Regions from separate parts of the Homo sapiens genome. Here region 2 is linked to region 1. Evidence: read pairs that join two places in POLR2A ChIA-PET (ENCODE). Cell type or tissue: Caco-2. All regions are shown on one strand. Each heading gives the region's core, and the rest is flanking DNA. Links, peaks and the distances in the headings are about the cores only. Region 1 has its middle 43 kb from the start of TASP1. Region 2 overlaps LOC124904872 (a long non-coding RNA gene).

What was found. Peaks named below come from ENCODE experiments on the same cell type or tissue, not always from the same donor. Only the 100,000 strongest peaks of a DNase experiment are listed, where the experiment ranks them.
Region 2: POLR2A ChIA-PET joins it to region 1 with 5 read pairs; 1 of 35 experiments calls an interaction of 5 or more read pairs at or near these places.

What each region holds. Positions count from the first base shown.
Region 1 is chr20:13,679,164-13,684,541 of GRCh38, reverse strand. No RefSeq gene overlaps it. Among named protein-coding and RNA genes, the nearest start is that of TASP1, 43 kb to the right of the region's middle. In Caco-2, for the core only: no CTCF peak of the experiment used is centred there; a DNase peak (open chromatin) is centred at 2,891.
Region 2 is chr20:13,339,968-13,345,345 of GRCh38, reverse strand. All of the region lies in intron 1 of LOC124904872 (a long non-coding RNA gene), which reads right to left. It also overlaps a transcript of TASP1 not described here. Among named protein-coding and RNA genes, the nearest start is that of ISM1-AS1, 100 kb to the right of the region's middle. In Caco-2, for the core only: no CTCF peak of the experiment used is centred there; a DNase peak (open chromatin) is centred at 2,735.

The sequences.
Region 1 (5,378 bases), core at 223-5,222:
TCCAGCTTTATTCATACCAGTGCTGTTTATGCAATTGATTCTATAAAGGTGCACATACTTTCAGCTGTTTTAAGGCAAGATTATCTTTACAGGTGCTTTATTCGTCGATCTACAGAATCCATTGAAGAGTTATTTTTAAAATAAACACAATTGCGTATGGAATAAAATGAAGAGCTTAACAATATTAATTCATCATGAGACTAGCCATCACAGCTTTCATGCTTGTAAACGTGCATTGATGACTTGAGTTTAAACCACTTCTACCAGTGACAACTCAGCCATGTCCTGATCACAGGCAAATCACACAGAGATTTGTGTTTACCAAGCATTGGGAAGGTGTAACTTTCTTTAGTTTTGCTCCCTTAAAAGCAGATCCTGAGATAGGAATCTGAGTGACAGTAGTCTGTTTACAACGAGATTCCAGGAAGCACCAATAAAGGAGTAGGGGAGTGTGTCAGGGAAGAGAAGACAGGCAACAAAGGATGTGTTTGTTGATAGGCAGGTTACCACTGTAGGCAACTAGGGCTTAATCCTACTAGGATGTTCTTGCAGAGAGCACAGAACAACCACTTTGAAGTGATCACACCTGAGGGCTAAGGAAGCTGGGCTATTGATGTAACATTATTTGAGGGCTGCTCAGGAGCTTGTCTGACTGCCAGCAGAGTGAAGTAGAATCTGGTGTAGCCAAGAACTCTTCAGCCAAAGAGATTTGGATGTTGGTTGCTGAAATTTAGGTGAGCCTACACTGTGGTAGAAATGCTCAAGGGAATATGTTTGTATCTGCTACATAGGAGGTAGGCTGGGTTTATAGTTTTACCATTTTGCTGCTTGAGAAACAAGTTTAGAAACATTTAGTGATTTTCCCAAGGTCACGTGCAAGTTCTTTCATTTAAAATCCAACTCAATCTGGCACAAGCAAAAGAGAACATATTGGCACACGTAGCTAAAAAGCTCAGGGATAGGTTGTCTTAGTCTGTTTTGTGTTGTTATAACAGAATGCCTGAAGCCAGGTAATTTAGACACAATAGAAGATTATTTGACTTACAGTTTTGGAGGCTGGAAAGTCCGAAGGTATGGTGACAGCATCTGGTGAGGGCCACATAAATGGTGGAAGGCTGAAGGGCAAGGGAGGGTGAGAATGAGACAGAGAGAAATCAGGTTGAATCTATCCTTTTATCAGGAGCCCACTCCCATGAAAACTAACCCACTCCCACAATAATGACATTAGTCCATTCATGAGGGTGGAGCCCTCATAACCCAATTACCTCTTAAAAAGTTCACCTCCAGAGGCCGAGGCAAGAGAATTGCTTGAACCCGGGAGGCGGAGGTTGCAGTGAGCTGAGACATGCCATTGCACTCCAGCCTGGGCAACAGAGCGAGACTCTGTTTCAAAAACAAAAACAAAAGCCTCACCTCCCAATACCATTGCGTTGGCAATGAAATTTCTTTCTTTCTTTCTTTCCTTTTTTTTTTTTTTTTTTTTTGAGACAGCGTTTTGCTCTTGTTGCCCGGACTGGAGTGCAATGGCGCAGTCTCAGCTCACTGCAACCTCTGCCTCCCAGGTTCAAGCAATTCTCCTTCCTCAGCCTCCCAGGTAGCTGGGATTACAGGCACCCACCACCATGCCCAGCTAATTTTTATATTGTTAGTAGAGACGGGGTTTCACCATGTTGGCCAGGCTGATCGCAAACTCCTGACCTCAGGTGATCCACCCACCTCGGCCTCCCAAAGTGCTGGGATTACAGGTGTAAGCCACCGTACCCAGCCGGCAATTAAATTTCAACATGATGCTTGAAGGGGGCATTCAAATCATAGCATAGTTCTTCAAGTTAGGTGGGATTCAGGAATTCAAACCATGATATTAGCACCATAGTCTAACCACTCTCTTCTGAATACTTTCATATATTAAATCAACAAATATCTACTTCCCGAAAACCAAACCAAAGAAGTAGTCGACAGGACACTTTATAAAAATAACTCCTTAGCCGGGCGTGGTGGCTCATGCCTGTAATCCCAGCACTTTGGGAGGCTGAGGCTGGTGGATCACCTGAAGTCAAGAGTTTGAGACCAGCCTGGCCAACATGATGAAATCCTGTCTTTACTAAGGATACAAAATTAGTTGGGTGTGGTGGCAGATGCCTGTAATCCCAGCTACTTGGGAGGCTGAGGCAGAAGAATCACTTGAACCCGGGAGATGGAGGTTGCAGTGGGCTGAGATCGTGCCACTGCACTCCAGCCTGGTGACAGAGTGAGACTCCGTCTCAATAATAATAATAATAATAAATACATAAATATAACTATTCATTCCTGTAATCCCAGCTTTTTGGGAGGCCAAGGTGGGACAATTGCTTGAAGCCAGAAGTTCGAGACAACATAAAAAGACCCTGTCTCTACAAAAAAATACAAAGAATTAGCCAGGCATAATAGTGCATACTTTGCTACCTTGCTACTTAGGAGTCTGAGGCAGGAGGATCTCTTGAGGCCAGCAGTTTGAGGTTGCAGTGAGCTATGATCGTGCCACTGCATTCCAGCCTGGACAACAGAGTGAGACCCTGTCTGTAAAAAAAAATAAAAAACTCAACAGAGAAAGTGAATTGTCTGTGGACAAATTATAAATTAATTTAAAATAATTAAACATTAGTAAGAAAATAAATAATAATAAAATAATGTGAGCATATATCTATTTACAAGTAGAGAACCTATGACAAAATTGAAAACTTGAATGCATCTGTGCAAAAAGCAGTCAATTTTGAAAAAAAAACTACATATCTTCTTTTCCACCTAAGTTTCATCCATGCACCTCGCTAACTATACAGTGCCCTCTCTGGTATTTCAGCAATGACTCAGCAGTTCAAAGTTCAGTCACAGAATTTCAAGCAATGCCTGTGCACACAGGTGCTGCACCATATCTTCTGTCTTGGATTGTGATGACCTCATTCCAGGGGACCCAGTGGCTATTTCAGTATGCTACCAACATAAATTCTTTCTGTTCATCCAGCTCAGATAGAGGATCTGGTTCTTGCCCCATCTCAAGGTTCAAATGTCATGGTCCAAAAGATAGAACCTGGGCTAGTAGGATTCAGCAGGTAATTGGAGTGTGTTTCCTGGTGATGAGTCCAACAAAATGGCTGTCATGGCAGATTCTGGAAAACCCTGAACAGAACAGGTTATCAAGTTAGTTCTGGGGAAAGTGGGTGGAGGTGCCATCAGGACATTAGGAACTAGGAAACCCAGGAGCGTAGATGAAACAAGAGTGAGGCTGGGCATGGTGGCTCACGCCTGTAATCCCAGCACTTTGGGAGGCCGAGGTAGGCAGATCACAAGATTAAGAGATCGAGACCATCCTGGCCAACATGGTGAAACCCTGTCTCTACTAAAAATACAAAAATTAGGTGGGCGTGGTGGCGCACACCTGTAGTCCCAGCTATTCAGGAGGCTGAAGCAGGAGAATCGCTTGAACCCAGGAGGCGGAGGTTGCAGTGAGCTGAGATTGCGCCACTGCACTCCAGCCTGGTGACAGAATGAGACTCTGTCTCAAAAAAAAAAAAAAAAAAAAAAAAAAAAAAACCAAGAGTGAGATGAAGGAGCGCATTCCCTAGGTTGGGTTATCTGAGAAGCAGATGCTGAGATGGAGTTTAGTGTGCAAGATGTTTACTGGGGAGTGGGCTTGAATTCAATGCCTGAGGAGAGGAGGGGAAAGGAGCAAGGATAGACAGCAATGCAGGGCTCATCACAGACTCAGCCAGTGTATGAGAAGCTCAGAAGCCAGAATGGGCCTTCAGGGTTGTCCCCAGTCCCGCTGAGGTGTTGGGCTTTTGTACTCCAGCATCTAAGTCATTGGATATGGGCTGCTTCAGAAATGGGTGACCCTGAATGAAATAGCTCCCTGTAGCTGCAGTGATCCTCAATACATGAATGACTCTGGTATCTCTTCTGAGCTTCAGATCTGCATACAGCTGCCAACTTGGCCAATCTCTTTGCTGTTTCAAAAGGAATGAAGAGATTGGGAGCCAGAAGTGAGAACATAGAGAGCAAGGTGGTGATGGTGGCTATAGAAAGGTCACAGAAGGCAGAGGCTGGGGCATCAAAGCCTGTGCCACCCCTTTTATAATATTCCCAAGGGTGGATACTTATCCTGGAAACAGCTCCATGAAGAGTGGACCCCAGATCTTCACACGTTCCCCTGACCTCCTCTCTTCACTCAACTTCCCCCAACCCCCAGTGATGTACTCCCCACATTTCACACTGTTGTGTAGATGTTTTTCTCTTTTGCCTTGAAAGTTGATTGTCCTCCTCTTCTTTTTTTTTTGAGACGGAGTCTCGCTCTGTCGCCCAGGCTGGAGTGCAGTGGCACGATCTGGGCTCACTGCAAGCTCCGCCTCCCAGGTTCACGCCATTCTCCTGCCTCAGCCTCTCGAGTAGCTGGGACTTCAGGCGCCCGCCACCAAGCCCGGCTAATTTTTTTTTTGTATGTTTAGTAGAGACGGGGTTTCACCGTGTTAGCTAGGATGGTCTCGATCTCCTGACCTCATGATCCGCCCGCCTCGGCCTCCCAAAGTGCTGGGATTCCAGGTGTGAGCCACTGTGTCCGGCCCCTCTTCTTTTATTTATTGTTCAGTGTTTATAAAAAGGCCTTTAGGAATTAATAAAAGACCAACACAATTTAAAGATCTTAAAGCCAAAATACTTTGGAAGAAAGAGTTTAGGGCCTTTGAAGCATAGATGGCAGCCAACAACTTGAACTATTGAGATTTTCTTGGGCAAGAAAACTTTGGAATACTGGAATAAGACTTCGTCTCTCCATCCTCTGTCTACAAATTGTTCCATAGGTCAAATATTGAAATGGAGGAGACTTCAAATTTTATCTCCAAAGCTACAATGTATCTCCAAAAATTTAGAGGAAGGAAAAACAAAGAAAAAAATCAAAAGAGTAAAACAGTATATTCGTGGTATATAGGAAAGAGTATGGGATTGGAAGCCAGGAGACTCGGATTTCTGGTCCCAAACCTGCCACTGAAAGTGGCTCTGTGATCTTGAACAAGGAACTGACAATTTCAAGGCCTCTTCTGTAAAAGGAAGAGATCTGGGCATGGTTGTCTTTAAGTCTCCCCCCACCCCCACCTCCCACCACCAGCCCTCTGCAAAACACGCACTACCACCATTACCTTCTTCTTTTTTAAAACTTGTAAAGCAGCTGTATTCCTGGTTCTCTGTCATCCCTTTAAGTCTCCTCAGTGGAGCTATGCTGTTTTCTATCCCTGGAAAACCTGAACAGGCTTTCATGGCTGTTTAGAGTCCCACTTTGGCAGCCAAAGTAATTTTTTTGATAACTTGAAAGATTTCAGTTTCCTAGTCTAATTTTCCTTTCAATGATAAGA
Region 2 (5,378 bases), core at 153-5,152, 340 kb after region 1:
ACCCAAAGGCCTTACAGGTCAGAAAATGCAACTGACTTGGAGAAAAAAGCCAACAAATTCCCCACGTTCTGATGACTGCTATTTTTAAAAATCAATATGCATACAAATCAGGACTAAACAGAAGTAAAAATAATTGGGTCAGGGTAGATGGACTGAGAATGATGATTTTTAACTCTTTTCTTCATTACCTACAATGTGGTTACACTGTCCTTCCAATTTTTTTTGAACGAAAATAAACACCAGTTTTAAGAGGCAGAATCAGGCAGGTTGATGTTTCTAGGCATCCAGCCTAGTGAATGTGTGTAAATGTGCATGAGGAGGCTGGGGAGGTGGGGGAGGGAGCAGTTTAACTGGACATGCTTGCCTGTGTGAGGCTGGATTTCCTTACTGGGATCTGAGCTCAGCAGAATCCGGGGAGCCTGAGGGCCTTCGATGTGCTTCAAGCCAGAGAAACCTTGGAGACCACTGGGACCAATTTCTGGGCCTGCTGTGGCCATGAATCATGCCAGCCGCTGAGTGTGCTCAGTGTGGAGTGAACACATAGCCCACACAGATGGAGAGGCGCGAGCACTGTGGGCAAGGGGAAAGGCACGTTGGGAATACAAGGCCCTCGGGGAACATGAGGAAGGCAAAGGATGCCGGGGAACTTGGCTTCAGGGAACTTCTGCCTCACGCTTCATATTGACCCCATGGGCTAATCTCACATTTTCTTCCCAGGAGATAGGATGTTATCAAATGAGGCTAGGAGATCTTTGAGAGAATAAAGACAGCATTCCAGAAAACCTCTCCTGGGTACAGATATCTGTACAGGCAGATCTTTCTGTTAACTCCTGAGAATCTCTGATTTTAGCTCTCTTTCCCATGAAGAGTCTCTCTCCCTACCTGTTCCCTACCAACTTTCCATCCCATTATGTAGACACCCTCCCTCCCCTTTGCCTCCATTTACTTAAATTAATTGCATGCTTTTACCAGGATCTGAAAAGTCTAATTCCAAATGTTGTGTTGAAGGAAAACTTGGGCTTGGGAATCCAATCCAGGCAGGAGGGTGTGTGTGTGCGTGTGTGTGTGCGCAAATATAGATATTCTGTAATCTTGAGGTCGTCCCTAAGACTGTCCCCTAGAGCTTGCAGGTCAAGATCAAGGGTACTTCCTGGCCGTCTAGAGGTCATGCTTCTCCCCATATCAGGATGAGAGTCCTATTGGTGTCACACAATCAAAAAGTCAATTAAATACTAGAAAAGAGAATGCTCTCTAAAAAAATGAAGGAACGATGGAATCGGTCTGGGTGGAGCAATTGAGAAAAGGGAGAAGGTAGGACATCCACAAGCAGAGGGACTACCAGTGAGAGCATTCCTCAGTGGGGAGTGACAGGAAGTGCGCAGAAGCCCGGTGGGCTGGGAGGACCCACAGAGGGGCTTGCTGGCCCTAGTGATGACCTTGGAAACTGGGCTGGCTGCCCAGTCAGGTTTGGGAATCCTCCCAAGTCCTGGATTCTGCAGGAATAGATTCCACTTGTTGGGATCCCTAATGTCTTTCTTTCTATAGTCAGGATGCAACCGTCTGCTGGGAGACCCGCAGCCAATGCTTGGCGAATGGGAATTGCAGGTGAAAGAAAGGGGTGTGATGCTGTGAGGAGGTGGACGCCCAATTCCCTGAGTCCCGAGGGGGAGCTCCACATCACAGGACACGGGTGGGCCATCTTCACATCTGAAGCACTTTGCTACTGAGGAAAGCAGGAACCACAGTGGGGGCGGGGGCGGGGGCGGCGGGGCGGGGGTGGGGCGGCCCCATCCAGCCGCCTGGAAGCGGTGGAACCGCAGCCTGCAGGGAGAAACGCATAGAAAGGAAGTGGGTGAGTTTTATTCCTTGTCCCTCTGTCTGGGTATGGTGTGAGGCGTCTCCCTGGCTTTTGGATTTGAAAACTTTCACATGGGTGAGAACTGAACTCAGCATTGTCTCTAGAGCCAAAAACCAAGTACCTGGAGAATGAGGCCCAGTAGGGCCATTTTCCAAGAGCCAAGCTGTGCCTCCCTCAGGGGCTGCTGAGCCTCTGCTCTTCCTGAGTGCTGGGTAGGCCTGGCTGAGGTTTCTGGCCTCTAGACTTACCTGATCCTGGCCTCTTGCCGGACCTCATTTAATACCTTCTGTGGGCAGAGAGAATTGTAGGAGGAATTTCTCATTTTGCCCACTCACCCAGGAATGTCACTGAGTGGGGCTCTGCCTGAGGTCAGAGAGGCCGTTGAAGGGACATTTTCCCCTACTTGCCAGGACCCTTCTCGGAGCCTTCCGCCTCTGAGCCATGTTGTGGTATTTCCTCAGGAGAAGGCTCCATTCCCAGAGGCTCAGTCAGCAAAGTACATGAGAGCAAGTTTTTTGCTCTTTTTGGGACATTCCTTCCTATATCTCTGCCAGTCACGATCTCTTGTTTCTCCTTGTCCTGGCCCACAGTGGGTTTTTGGAAGGGGTGAGAAGTGACCGGAGCTGGATAAGGACCCATCCTCTACACACCCCCATCTGGAGGCACCCTGTCGGGTGTGTGTGACCCCTCCTTAACCCAGTCCAGAAGGGAGGGTGTGATTTCATTGAATGAGGCACTCCAAGGCCCTTTGCAAACTTTTATGGCTCTTGTGAAATCTCCAAATGTGCTAGCAGAGAAAACTCAAGCCCAGCGTCATCTGAGGGCTGGGAGTTCCGCTCATTCCTCAGGCGGGGATTGTCTCTGATTAGCTGGTGAGGTGAACGTGCCCTGTCATCCCTGGCCTGGCTGGGCAACCTGGCAGGTCATGCCTGTGCCTTGTGCAACTTTGGCTGTCTGGTAGCTCCAGGCACCTAAGACTGAAGACCAAGGTGGCCTCCTGTGTCCCGAGGCTGTCACAGTCTCTGCTGCCGCTGTCCCCACCAGATTTCAGAGCCTCTGACTACATTGCATTTCTTGCATTACAAGAAAGCAATGCTCTCTTGTAGCTCATCTTAATACACATGGCAGACAGAACTGAGTCGTTCTCCTCCATGAAAGAAACATCCTGGAAATAGCTAAAAGTCAAAACAAACACAAAAACAAACAACCCACCCAGGCCTGCGATATGCGCCCTGCTGGAAAAACAAACTCTGTCTGGCTTTTTGGGCGGAGAAGACTTGGGAAGGCCAGCCCACATGTGTGGCTCCAGAAAACTGGCTGAGTAGCCTAATCGACTGCTAAAATGGCCACGGAGTCTTCCTAGGCTTGCACATGACTTTACAGCTCCTCTCATCAAGGGGTGGAGTCTAGTTCCTCGCCTGCTATACCTGGGCTGGCCTGGGACTTGCTTTGACTAATCAAATGTGGCAGAAATGAACATGTGTCAGTTCTGAACTTAGGCTTCAAGGGGTGTTGCACACTTTTTCTCACTCTCTTGTGACCACAAAGTGAACCACCAGCCCAGGCTAGCCTGCGGGAGGAGGAGAACACCTGCTAGTCATCCTGCAGCACTGATAGCCATCCAACTACCAGATGTGTGATTGTGGCCATCCTAGAACAGCCAGCCAACAGCTGTTCCTCCGTTTCATCACAGATGCATGAGAGAGCCTGGCCAAGCCAGCTCAGATGAGAAGAACCAACCAACTCATCTGCAGAATTTTGAAAAATGATAGAAGTTTGTTGTTTCAAGTTGCTAAGGTTTGGGATGGTTTAACTCCATAGGGTTACTCTGAGGATCATGCAAGATAAGGCCACATTACAAGTCCACAAGAAATGTTTGTTGAATCCTATTACAGAGTTACAGAATTGGAAGAGACCACAGAGAACATAAAAAATATGCCCCACTTTTTCAAGCTCACGTTTTCTCATTTAGTCCCCAAAACTTCCTTGAAATATTGTGACTACGTTACCCTCATGTTACGGAAAAGAGGGCTGAATCCCAAGAAGTTAACTTGCCAACGGTCATGCCTAGTAAGTGGTGAAGCTAGATGTGAATTCAGCTCTGTGTGATTCTAAAGGCCATGTTCTTAACTATTAGGATAAAAGCATCGGTTCATATATTTAAAAACCACATTTGTGGCATACTCTCCCAAATGGGTAAAAGAAATTGGAAAAGGAAAGACAAAAGTATCCTTTTTCTGGAGGACTGGGAAAAGTTAGCATGCTTATTCTCTGCTACCACGATGACATTTGATGACATGATTATTCAAGTGCTACCTCTGGAAGAACTCTATGCTCAGTCTTGGTGACCTGCTTGAGAAATGAATTTTGCTCTCAATGTGGTTGATAGCTAGGCTGACTTTAGAACTGACAGCTCCTGTTTACTCATTCCCCAAGCTGTAGGTCTGCAGATTTGCTAGAACTCACTGAAGAAGACTCAGCACATAATATTACTGAAAGAGGAAAGTATTTGTAGTCACAATACTTGAATTTAAGCCCCAGCTACTTCCTGGGCAACTTAATCTCTCTGTGCTACATTTTTCTTACTTCCAAAATGAGAATTCAATTAATGAGATAATGAAAGCTAAGGTGCCATGAGAATATAATGTATTATTATCATTATAAGAGTAAAATCATTACTGAAGTTGATTTCAGTGGTAAATTTGTAATGTTTCAGCTTAAGCAAAAAGACATGTATTTGATCTTCTGCAAAAGCAAAAGACTTCGCAATAATTTATTGTATATTTCAAAATCACTAAGAGAGTGGAATTGGAAGGCTTATAACCCCTAAAACATGATAAATATTTAAGGTGATGGTTAACCTAATTACCCTGATTTGATAATTACACATTGTATGCTTGTGTCAAAATATCAGCTACTCCTCACAGATATGCACATCTATTATATATCCATAAAAATAAAAAAATAACCAAAAGGTAAATCTAAGCAAAAAAAAAAAGCAAACACACTTGAATAATGTATACTGGTATGATGGAGTTTTTGTTAGATAGTTGGGAGTATCAGTTAGAATGCTGCATATAACAGAAAACCCAATCAGTAGTCGTTGAAATAAGTAGGCAGTGATTGTCTTACTTGATAAAACATCTGGAGGTAGGAGGTTGCTGGCATTGGTTCGGTGTTGCAATGATGCCTGCAGGCCCACTCTGTCATCCTTAATATATTGGCTGTCTTCCTCATGCTAGGCTGGCTAACTGTCTCATGGTCTCAAGACAGCAGCTGAAGCTTATATCAAGGAAGGAAGATGGGAGAATCTGGAATCTCCCCAGATGTTTTTTTGTGTTTGTTCCTGTTTTTCCCTGTTGAGGTCTCATTAGCTAGAAATGTGTCATATGCCCACCTAAGCTGCAAGGAGGCTGGATAGTATTGGCCTTTTTCAGACTCTGTAGTAGAGACAGCCAGGTGAAAAAATTGGAGTATTTATGGGTTGTTTGTTCTTGTTCTCCTTTGTGCTTGCTTGTGC